Regions from separate parts of the Homo sapiens genome. Here region 2 is linked to region 1. Evidence: chromatin loops called from intact Hi-C (ENCODE). Cell type or tissue: A673. All regions are shown on one strand.

What was found. A loop is a pair of places that touch in the nucleus more often than their neighbours do. Peaks named below come from ENCODE experiments on the same cell type or tissue, not always from the same donor. Only the 100,000 strongest peaks of a DNase experiment are listed, where the experiment ranks them.
Region 2: a loop joins it to region 1, with 5 times the contacts of the local background. A loop is called at or near these places in 46 of 110 quality-filtered maps.

What each region holds. Positions count from the first base shown.
Region 1 is chr22:36,121,213-36,126,212 of GRCh38, forward strand. No RefSeq gene overlaps it. Among named protein-coding and RNA genes, the nearest start is that of APOL3, 37 kb to the right of the region's middle. RefSeq lists an enhancer at 2,789-3,083 and a silencer at 3,024-3,093. In A673, a CTCF peak has its summit at 2,954 (motif pointing left); a DNase peak (open chromatin) is centred at 2,849; H3K27ac peaks cover 930 bases.
Region 2 is chr22:35,429,040-35,434,039 of GRCh38, forward strand. It overlaps a transcript of MCM5 not described here. Among named protein-coding and RNA genes, the nearest start is that of MCM5, 31 kb to the left of the region's middle. In A673, a CTCF peak has its summit at 1,955 (motif pointing right); a DNase peak (open chromatin) is centred at 1,982.

The DNA.
Region 1 (5,000 bases):
ACTTTGCATCCTTCAATCCAATCAAGTTGACACTCAATATTAACTATCACAGAGGGCTTCCAATGCAGTGACAGTTGACATGAGTCCTCAAGGTTAGTTTGCAGGTCACAAGGGAGAGAAGGACAGGAGGCCTGAGGCAGGCAGGACAGCATGTGATAGTGGGCTGTTTGGGTCTTCCTTCCCCAAAGTCATCCTGGGATGGTGAGATCTCCGGCCATTCATTCCATTGCACAGAGGCATTCATGCAGGCTACCTCCCAACTTGTTCATAAAAATGTTAAGTGATGGACAAAATAATGTCTTTACATTTTTCTTAAACGTTTGGTTCCTGCTGCTGCTTATCTGGTAGAGAGGCTCATCAGAGGAGAAAATGAAGGAAGATTCCCTTGTCAAACATCACAACAGAGAGCAAGCATCTTTGTTCAGCCTGTCAGGATCATCTTTCACATTCAATTTAGAAAAATGGCAGATGTTAATGTTTTTCCTGTTAAGAGATAATTTCTTTTTAAAATGTTTGTTTTTTTTTTCCCCTTACTATGCCTAGTCCTGCTTTTTATATGATAACAGCCTAGGAGTGGAAAGAATGAGAGTTTGGGTGACAGAGATCCTTACATTTGAATCTCAATTCCACTTAGAGGCTATGGTCATGACTTAGAGGCTATATTAAGACCACTTAGAGGCTATGGTCATGACCTTGAGTCCGTTTCCCTGAGTTTCACTGCCTCAGACTAATCATACCGAATAGGCCAGTATTGCCAAATCCCAGTGCTAGGATGGGGATTAATGAGAAAACATTTGCCAAAAAACCTAGTATACCTTGTGTAATACCTGACACGTAGTAGGTGCTCAATAAGTGATACTCATTGATTTATTTTTTTATTTTATTTATTTTATTTTTTTGAGACCGAGTCTTACTCTGTCACCCAGGCTAGAGTGCAGAGGCGTGATTTCGACTTACTGCAACCTCTACCTCCTGGGTTCAAATGATTCTCCTGCCTGGGCCTCCCGAGTAGCTGGGATAACAGGCGTGTGCCACCACACCTGGCTAATTTTTATATTTTTAGTAAAGACAGGGTTTCACCATGTTGGCCAGGCTGGTCTTGAACTCCTGACCTCAGGTGATCCGCCTGCCTCAGCCTCCCAAAGTGCTGAGATTACAGTTGTGAGCCACCACGCCTGGTCAATAAGTGATACTCATTGTTAATAACAATTCTAGTTCATCTAAGGATTTAAAGCTGTGTACCTTTCATAGTGTTCTACAAACAGCTTCCTGATTTCCAGCAGCTTTGCTTATATCAGCCAGGATAGTCTAGGTTATGCTGCAGTAAAAAACAAGCCCCTAGGCTGGGCACGGTGGCTCACGCCTGTAATCCCAGCACTTTGGGAGGCCGAGGCGGGCGGATCACCTGAGGTCAGGAGTTTGAGACCAGCCTGACCAACGTGGTGAACCCCTGTCTCTATTAAAAATTCAAAATTAGCCGGGCATGGTGGTGCATGCCTGTAGTCCTAGCTAGTTGGGAGGCTGAGGCAGGAGAATCGCTTGAACCTGGGAGGTGGAGCTTGCAGTGAGCCAAGATCGCGCCATTGCACTCCAGCCTGGGCTACTAGAGCGAAACTCTGTCTCAAAAAACAAAACAAAACTAAACAAAACAAAAAAACAAACCAAACAAACAAACAAAAACCACCAAAAAGCAAGCCCCCGATCTCAGTGGTTCACAACAGCAAAGGCTACTTCTTGCTCACGCTACATGTCCATCATGGGGCAGGTGCCTCTCTGCTCCGGTTGTCTTCCCTCCTGGACTCAGTATCATGGAGCAACCACTTTCTGGAAGATTGCTGGTTGCCACAGTAGAGGAAAAGGGTCTTATATCAGCATTCATTGCTGTGGCTTAGAAATGACACATATTATTTCCATTCAAAACTCTTTTGTCCAGAACTGGTTACATATTCCCACCCAACCATAAGGAGACCAGGAAGAATAATCCCACTGTGCATCTGGAAAGGGGAAAAGCCAGACAAATGTGGCCAACAGCCCCAGTGACTACCACCACAGTGCTTTTGAAAACCACTGCCCAGAGCCAGAAGGATGGAGGATCAGCATGGCGGTAGGAGGAAGGGAGAAGCCAGAGGGGAATGAGGAGGAGCCGGGGTGCCTGGTATGGAGGGCCATCCATCCTTGGTCAATGTGCAGGGCTGGGGCCAGAGGAAGGCTGGGCGCCTTTCTCATCTGGACCCAGACCCAGACAGACCCCGGGGCCATTCCGTTCTGCAGGCAAACAAGCCAGTCCCGCTAGAATGTGGCAGTCACAGGCTTTCAACATGGAAGGTGGAGCTGCCTGGACGCTGTGTTTTTTTTCTGTTTGTTTTTTTGAGACGGAGTCTTGCTCTGTCACCCAGGCTGGAGTGCAGTGGCATGATCTGGGCTGATTGCGCCTCGGCAAAATCTCGGCTGACTTGCCTCCCGGGTTCAAGCGATTCTCCTGCTTCAGCCTCCCGAGTAGTTGAGATTACAGGCGCGCACCACCACGCCCGGCTAATTTCTGTATTTTTAGTACAGACGGGGTTTCATCATGTTGGCCACGCTGGTCCTGACCTCAAGCGATCCGCCCGCCCAGGCCTCCCAAAGTGCTGGGATTACAGGAATAAGCCACCGCGCCCGGCCAGACGCTGTGTTTTCCTGGCACTCCACTTCATGAGCAAAACTGTCACAGAGTAGTATTTCCCTGGCTCCACCCCTCCGGCGCTGCTGGATTCCTGAACCTATTCACTTCTTCTGAAGTGCTCTCAACTTGGCCTCCCTGGCTCCTTCCTGGTGCAGACATTTACTCTTCCTGCTCCGGCTTTGTGCCTCTGTAAAACTGCTGACGTCACCAGCAGCGGCTCCGACCGCCTGTCCTCCAAGGTCCCGGGCTGCGGCTGCGCAGCGCCGACAGCACGATGCGTGTGCCGACAGCGCCACCTCCTGGCTCTGCCGAGGCTGTTGGCAACACGCAGGGCTCGCAGTGCGCCCGCTTTTCTACTGCAGCCCTCAAAATTCAGCACGAGGCTTGGCTAGGGGAGCTTGAGTGGCTGACACTGTGGTCTGGTTAGTTTCCATTCTGACCCATGCTAGCCGTCTTTCAGATTCTAGAACTCAGTTCTTCTCCGGACCTCCCTCCCAGCCACAAGTCTTTGAATATGCGGCCTGCAGCTGGGCTCCCCTCATCCCCGCTCTTCTCCCCAACCTTCTTCATCATCCCTTGGCCGATCTTGAAGACTTAGCGGAGGCAGGGCGCAATGGCTTACGCCTGTAATCCCAGCACTTAGGGAGGCCGAGGCGGGAGCATCACTTGAGGTCAGGAGTTTGAGACCAGTCTGGCCAACATGGTGGAACTTTGTCTCTACTAAAAATACAAAAATTAGCTGGGCGTGGTGGCGGGCACCTGTACTCCCAGCTACTGGGGAGGTTGAGGTAGGAGAATCGCTTGTACCCGGGAGGCAGAGGTTGCTGTGAGCCAGGATTGAGCCACTGCACTCCAGCCTGGGCAACAGAGCGAGATCCTGTCTCAAAGGAAAAAAAAAGTCTTAGCTGAAACGTCACTTCCTCGACTCCTCAAATTTAGTCAAGCCCCCGTGCTATGAGATCTCTCCCCTTCTTGCTGGACGGGTTGGCAATGCTGGAGGATCTTGAAAGAGGAACACTCATGGGTCAAGAGCATTTCCTAACAGCGAACAGAGGTTTCAGAATCCTCATGAGCATCGGTGTCTCCTTGCTGGGACGCTGCTCACACACTTTGTGATCCTCAGAGGTGAGATGCAGGCCTATTAAACACGCTGGCCTTGGTGAGAAAGCCTCTGTGGGTTTCCTGTTTATCCCAATAAGCTGATTCAGGAAAGGAGACATCTCCTTCCTTCTCTGTTTGCCATGGAGGACTCACACCTTTCTTGTCCCCAGGACAGTGGACATCTGTTTGCCAATGCAGACCTCGTGCTCACTGGAGGCTGGAGAAGGCACGCTCAAGAAACGTTCAAGGCATGACAGCTACCCAGAAGGCCTCTAGTGCCCCAAGAGCTGCTCATCAGCCCCATTTTCTTCCTAATATTATTTAAAAATTTAAAGAAATTCAGTGAAAGTGTAAGCATACAGGCATAGGTAGTAGGTAAACTAGAATTCACTCTTGCTGGGGGAATACCACCCAGGGTTTGAAAAGATACAGAAGGCAAAAGAAACTGCATTTAGTATAATAAAATACAATTAGGCAGAGCACGGTGGCTCATGCCTGTAATTCCAGCACTTTGGGAGGCCGAGGAAGGCGGATTACCTGAGCTCTGGAGTTTGAGACCAGCCTGGGCAACATGGTGAAACCCCGTCTCTACAAACATACAACAATTAGTGAGTCTTGGTGGTACATGCCAGTCATCCCAGTTATTTGCTGGGCTGGGCTGGGATGGGAGGACTGTTTGGGCTCAGGAGGTCAAGGCTGCAATGAGCTGTGTTCACGCCACTGCACTCCAGCCTGGGTGACAAAGCAAGACCATGTCTAGAAAAAATAAAAAAATTAGCAGCCTATAATTCCAAAGCAGAAAACCAGCTGGCTGGCTATGCACTAAATCTGACCAGCCATTGTGTGTAAGGCGTGTGTGTGCAAATGTGTGTTTGCATGTATATCGTTTAAATAGTTACTTTATTTACCAACATTTACATTTAAGGAAATTTCACATCAAATAATCTATAATTCTAGAATCTTCTTAAACATGAGGTGGGCAACATGAGACCCCCACTTCTATCAGTATCCATCCTGACTGGACCCAAGTGGACAGCTTGAGTTTCCAGTTCAATCCAGTTCCTGCCTGGCCTCTGCTGGCCTCTGGGTTTGCAATCCCAACTCCCTACCACCGCCACTACTGCTGAGAGCATCCCCTCTACAGTACTCAGAACCTCACTGGCTGCCTGCAACCCTGGGGGATCAGCAGAAGAGACTCTAAGCCCATCTATCAGGTAAAAAACCTGAGGCCCAGAGA
Region 2 (5,000 bases), 690 kb before region 1:
TAGTATCATGATCTCAGCTCCCTGCAACCTCCGCCTCCCAGGTTCAAGCAATTCTCCTGCCTCAGCCTCCCAAGTAGCTGGGATTACAGGTGCCTGCCACCATGCTTGGCTAATTTTTGTATTTTTAGTAGAGACAAGATTTCACCATGTTGGCCAGGCTGGTCTTGATCTCCTGACCTCAGGTGATCCACCTGCCTCGGCCTCCCAAAGTTCTGGGATTATAGGCATGAGCCACCGTGCCCGGCCAAATCTTTTTGAAATGCTAGGTCCTAAGGTTATTATCTCCAAATTACAGATGAGAAATTGAGGCTACAAGACTTTGAGGAAATGACTCAATGTCTCAGAGGCAGAAGTGAAGGATCTGGGTGAGCCACCAAGGGTCGTCTTCTTAGGAGATATTATTGCCTTCAAGATTTCAAGATTGATTGTTCCGGGCTCTGAGATTCTAGAATTCTCTCCTGCCATTCCTCCTCACCCCTCCTGCCCTTGTTTTTTGTTCTTCCTTTTTTTTTTAAGATGGAGTCTTGCTCTGTCACCCAGGCTGGAGTGCAGTGGCTTGCTCTCTTGGCTCACTGCAACCTCCACCTCCTGGTTCAAGCAATTCTCCTGCCCCAGGCTCCCGAGTAGCTGGGACTACAGGCGCGCGCCACTGTAGCTGGCTAATTTTTGTATTTTTAGTAGAGATGGGGTTTCACCATGTTGGCTAGGCTGGTGTCAAACTCCTGGCCTCAGGTGATCCGCCCACCTCAGCCTCAAAAAGTGCAGGCCTGTGCCACCGTGCCCAGCCATTTTTTGTTCTTCCTTAGAGAACCAGCTCAGCCTAGTGCTTCTCAGCCAGTAGGCCTCATTCTAGAGCAAGACTTCTGGGCTCCATGCTCAATAGCTGTGGAATATATTACCCTCTCCAAATCTCAGTTTCCGTGTCTGTAAAATGGGTCGGGCTTTTCTGGTGTTAACACCGAAAGTCTTGCATCCCAGGAGCCCCTTCAGCCCTAGGCACACCCGTTGGTCACCCTAAAAATGGGGGGAATAAAAGCCCATCTGGAAGAGTTGTGGTCAGGTTGGGCTGAACAGCGTTCACTGGTATTGAGCATGGTACCTTTCAGGGGCCTGCAGAGAATGGGAGAGAAAATTACTGCTCCTTACACAGGGTGACGGAGTCCATGGCCTGAGTGTGACACCTAATGCCACCACTTCCAGCTGTGTGCCCTGAGTTCAGTTTATCTTCCTGGGTCTCTGTTCCCCCAGATGTTAAGAGGATTGATAATAGTGTGGGCTGAGTATAGTGAGAGTATAGGAAGATACAGTGAAATAACAAGAGCTTTGCCAGGAAGTGGGCACCTGGTGCCCGCTGGGCAGGAGTGCCTGTAGTTAATCATTATGTGTCTCAAAAGGTGTCAAAAGCTTCTGAACACTTAATGCTGTGTTTTGGGCCTGGAGCCCCAAAACCAGCCAGTGGGGACTTTTTTTTTTTTTTTTGAGATGGAGTCTCGCTCTGTCGCCCAGGCTAGAGTGTGCAGTGGTGCGACCTCAGCTCACTGCAACCTCCGCCTGCCAGTTTCAAGCAATTCTTCTGCCTCAGCCTCCCGAGTAGCTGGGACTACAGGCGCGTGCCACCATGCCTGGCTAATTTTGTTTTGTTTTGTATTTTTAGTAGAGATGGGGTTTCACCATGCTAGCCAGTCTGGTCTGGAACTCCTGACCTCCTGATCCACCTGCCTCGGCCTCCCAAAGTCCTGGGATTACAGGCGTGAGCCACTGTACCCAGCCTTTTTTTTTTTTTTCAGTCGTATTTCCATGCAGGACACAGAAGGACCAGTGGGGACTCTTACCTTGTCTCTAGCTTTGGTCTTTTTAAAAAAAATAACCCTGAATAATCAGGAGAATTTTTTTGATGAATGAGGGCACTCCTCTCCAGCTGTCCCAGGGGTGCGAGGAGAACAGTGTCCATGAGGGGGCGCCAGAGCACCAGGCCCGGGGCTGCAGCCTCCCGCACCCACCCGGCCTGGCCTGCAGGGCCAGCTCTCCAGGCGCTCCCAGGGACTTCCCGGCCTCCTACCCTGGGAATCTGGAAACTCCCTGGCTCAGACTCAGCAGCCCAGACGCTGCCTGGAGGATCCTCTGGTTCTGGGCATTCACCACTGGCTTTGTTTGGACAAAGGCTCTGCTGCGTGACAGATCCTGGGGGATGCCTGAGTTATCGTTATCATGCTCCAGCGGAAGTGGGTATCCTCGTCCTGGGTTACACACCAGGAAACTGAGGCACAGAAATGCACGGAGCCGGGGTCCAAACCCACGGATGCCCAACCCCCGAATCTTTGCCAGCAGTCTCTGAGAATCAGTCTGGATCTCAGAATGATTGTAATAATCTTGGAGGCTTAGAAGGCTAGACTCTTAGAAATATTCAGTTCAAATATACACGTGTATTATTTTTTGTATGGGTAGCGCATGGGTGAAAAGACAAAAGTAAAACCAGTCCCCCTTCTCTCTGACCGTCCCCAGCCACCCTGGAGGTGACCACAGTGATAGTTTCTCGGGTCTTGTCTCCTCCTGATATAGGACTCATCAAATCTTAGAATTAGATGGGATTTCTGGGTGACTCGGTCTCTGGAACCCATCAGCTTCTAGCACGCAGCCCTAAGGTTCCCACTGCCATCCCTGTCAAACTCAAACTCATGGGTGAGTTTGAGGATCTTGGCTCCTGGAACCCCCCAGCTTCAGGCCCAGCTACTCCTTTAGAGTTGAAGGGGCTGTTTTCTCCAGCGACCCAGACTTCAGTTCCCTCTGTGCCTCTCCTCCTCCAGGGGGCCCTCCTTCCAGAAACACCCTGCCTGCTTCTGGTGGTATAATAGAGGACACTCAGCATGGCACCCTCTCACTTTATGCCTGGTGATGGGCCTGATCTGTCGGGTCAGTGCCTTTCCCCAGAAGGAACGTGGTGGCATTTGTTGATTCATCCGTTTGTGTCATGGAGATAATGACCGTACCTACAATAAAGGGCGAGGTGAGCATTAAATGCATGAATGTATGCAGAGCTCTTAGACTAGTGCCTGTTACATTCTCTATGGGTTTCTATTATTATTGATACTTTTAGTTCATTCAGCTAAATTTACCAAGCATTCACAGGTTTCCGGGACACTGGGAATACAGAGAACAAAGCATGTTTCTTCCTGCTTGGGGGAGAAAGATCCAGAAAGAACGTCAGCGCCAGCATGAAGAGCCTTGTGAGAAAGAACAAGTGCTCTGTGATATTTCAAGAGATGGGACCCCATGGAGGCCTGGTGTGTGGGTACCGGGGTGGCCTTGTGCTTTGAGATGAAGCCAGGGGGTCTAGCGGGGAGTACAGGTGGCAGGCAGGCATCAGTTACATAAGCGCCTCACCCTGGGAGCTCAAGTACTGTGTGACGGTTCTGTTCACGGCCCCCACACAGAACGTGCTCCTTGTCAGTAGAGCAGAGCAGGGAGGAGAAGCACCAGAGAGCTGCTGCGTGGAGTCTGGAAGTATCTCCTCCAACTTCCTTGGGGAGGAAAGCAAGGGCCCAGACTCTTAACACCAGCCCATGTAGTCAGGTGAATAATTCCCAGTCACTATCTAGTCCCTGGCCCTGGCCATCTGCTCAGCCCCTTCGGCAACTCCAGCCTGGTCCAGCCTCATCTGGCTCTGTGTGTGTGTGTGCGGGGGGGTGGTGGGTGAGAGGCTGGAGGAGAGTGGAGGGGGTTGGGGATTGGGGCCAGGCAGCGCTGTGTGAGGCTAGAGATGGGAGGTCCTAGAGGGAGACCAGGAAATCAGGCACTCAGGAGAGCTGGGAGGGTAAAAGTTGCTGGGGGCAGGTGTCTCGGGGGCAGATGGTGGAGCCCAGGTGAACCCCCTAGGTTGTCTCTGTCCCATCATCCTTGATCCTCTTTGTTTTTTGAGACAGGGTCTCACAATGTTGCTCAGGCTGGAGTGCAGTAGTGCAGTCATGGCCCATTGCACCCTCAACCTTGTGGGCTCAAGGGATCCTCTCACCTCAGCTCCTGGAGTAGCTGGGACTACAGGCATGCACCACCATGTCTGGCTTATTTCTTAATTTTCTTGTAGAGACAGGGTCTTGCTATATTGCCCAGGCTAGCCTCAAGCTTGAGGGCTCAAAGTGATCTTCCTGCCTCCACCTCCTAAGTGTTGAGACTATAGGTATGAGCCACTGGGCCTGGCCCCTTGATTCCCTTTGCATGATAGAACTTCAACCCTTGGAGCCCCAGAGGATCCAGGCAGTATCAAGTCACCATCCATGTTATAGATGAGACCATGTATAACATCACCATCTTTAACACCACCATCCAGCCTTCAGATGAGATCACAGCCCTGACTGCAACCTCTCTGACCACAGCTCAGAGAGGGCATGTGGCATGCTCACAAACAGTCTGTTAGGGGCTTCCCCTGGGTCAGAACTCAGACCCCTCGGCTCTTAGTCCAATGCTCCTCTCCTAACCCAGGTTGCCTTTGGGGACCTTGGGGGGGTCTCTCATTTCATTGGGAATGCCTAATGGCATTGGTTGCCACGTGTTGCCATTGTTGGTGTATGTAAGTCGCTCTTCTGTCCTCATATCCCCACTCTGTCGTCCTGCCCCTTCTTGGGGGTGGATCCTGCAGGAGAGGGGGAAGCAGCCAAGCAAGGCTTCATTTCTACTTTTCCATCTGCAGGACCCAGGGCTGGGCACATTTGGTGCAACAGGCTGGAAATATTCTCCCCTACCCCACCCTCCCCATCCCTCCTCAGAGGCACTGGGCCGGGGACTGGAGCCTGTGGTGAGGTCCTTCCCCTCAAGCCCTGTCGGGGGCAGCCACTAAATGGCCCCAAGATCCCATGGACTCAAGGGATTCCATGTGGCATCCCTTCCCGTGCTGCAGAGGCTGGGAAACTTAACCACATTTCCAGACTCTCTTGCAGCTAGTGTTTCTGATGGCATGGAAATCCTGCCATTGAATGCAAACGCACAAGACTAGAATTTGGAACTGA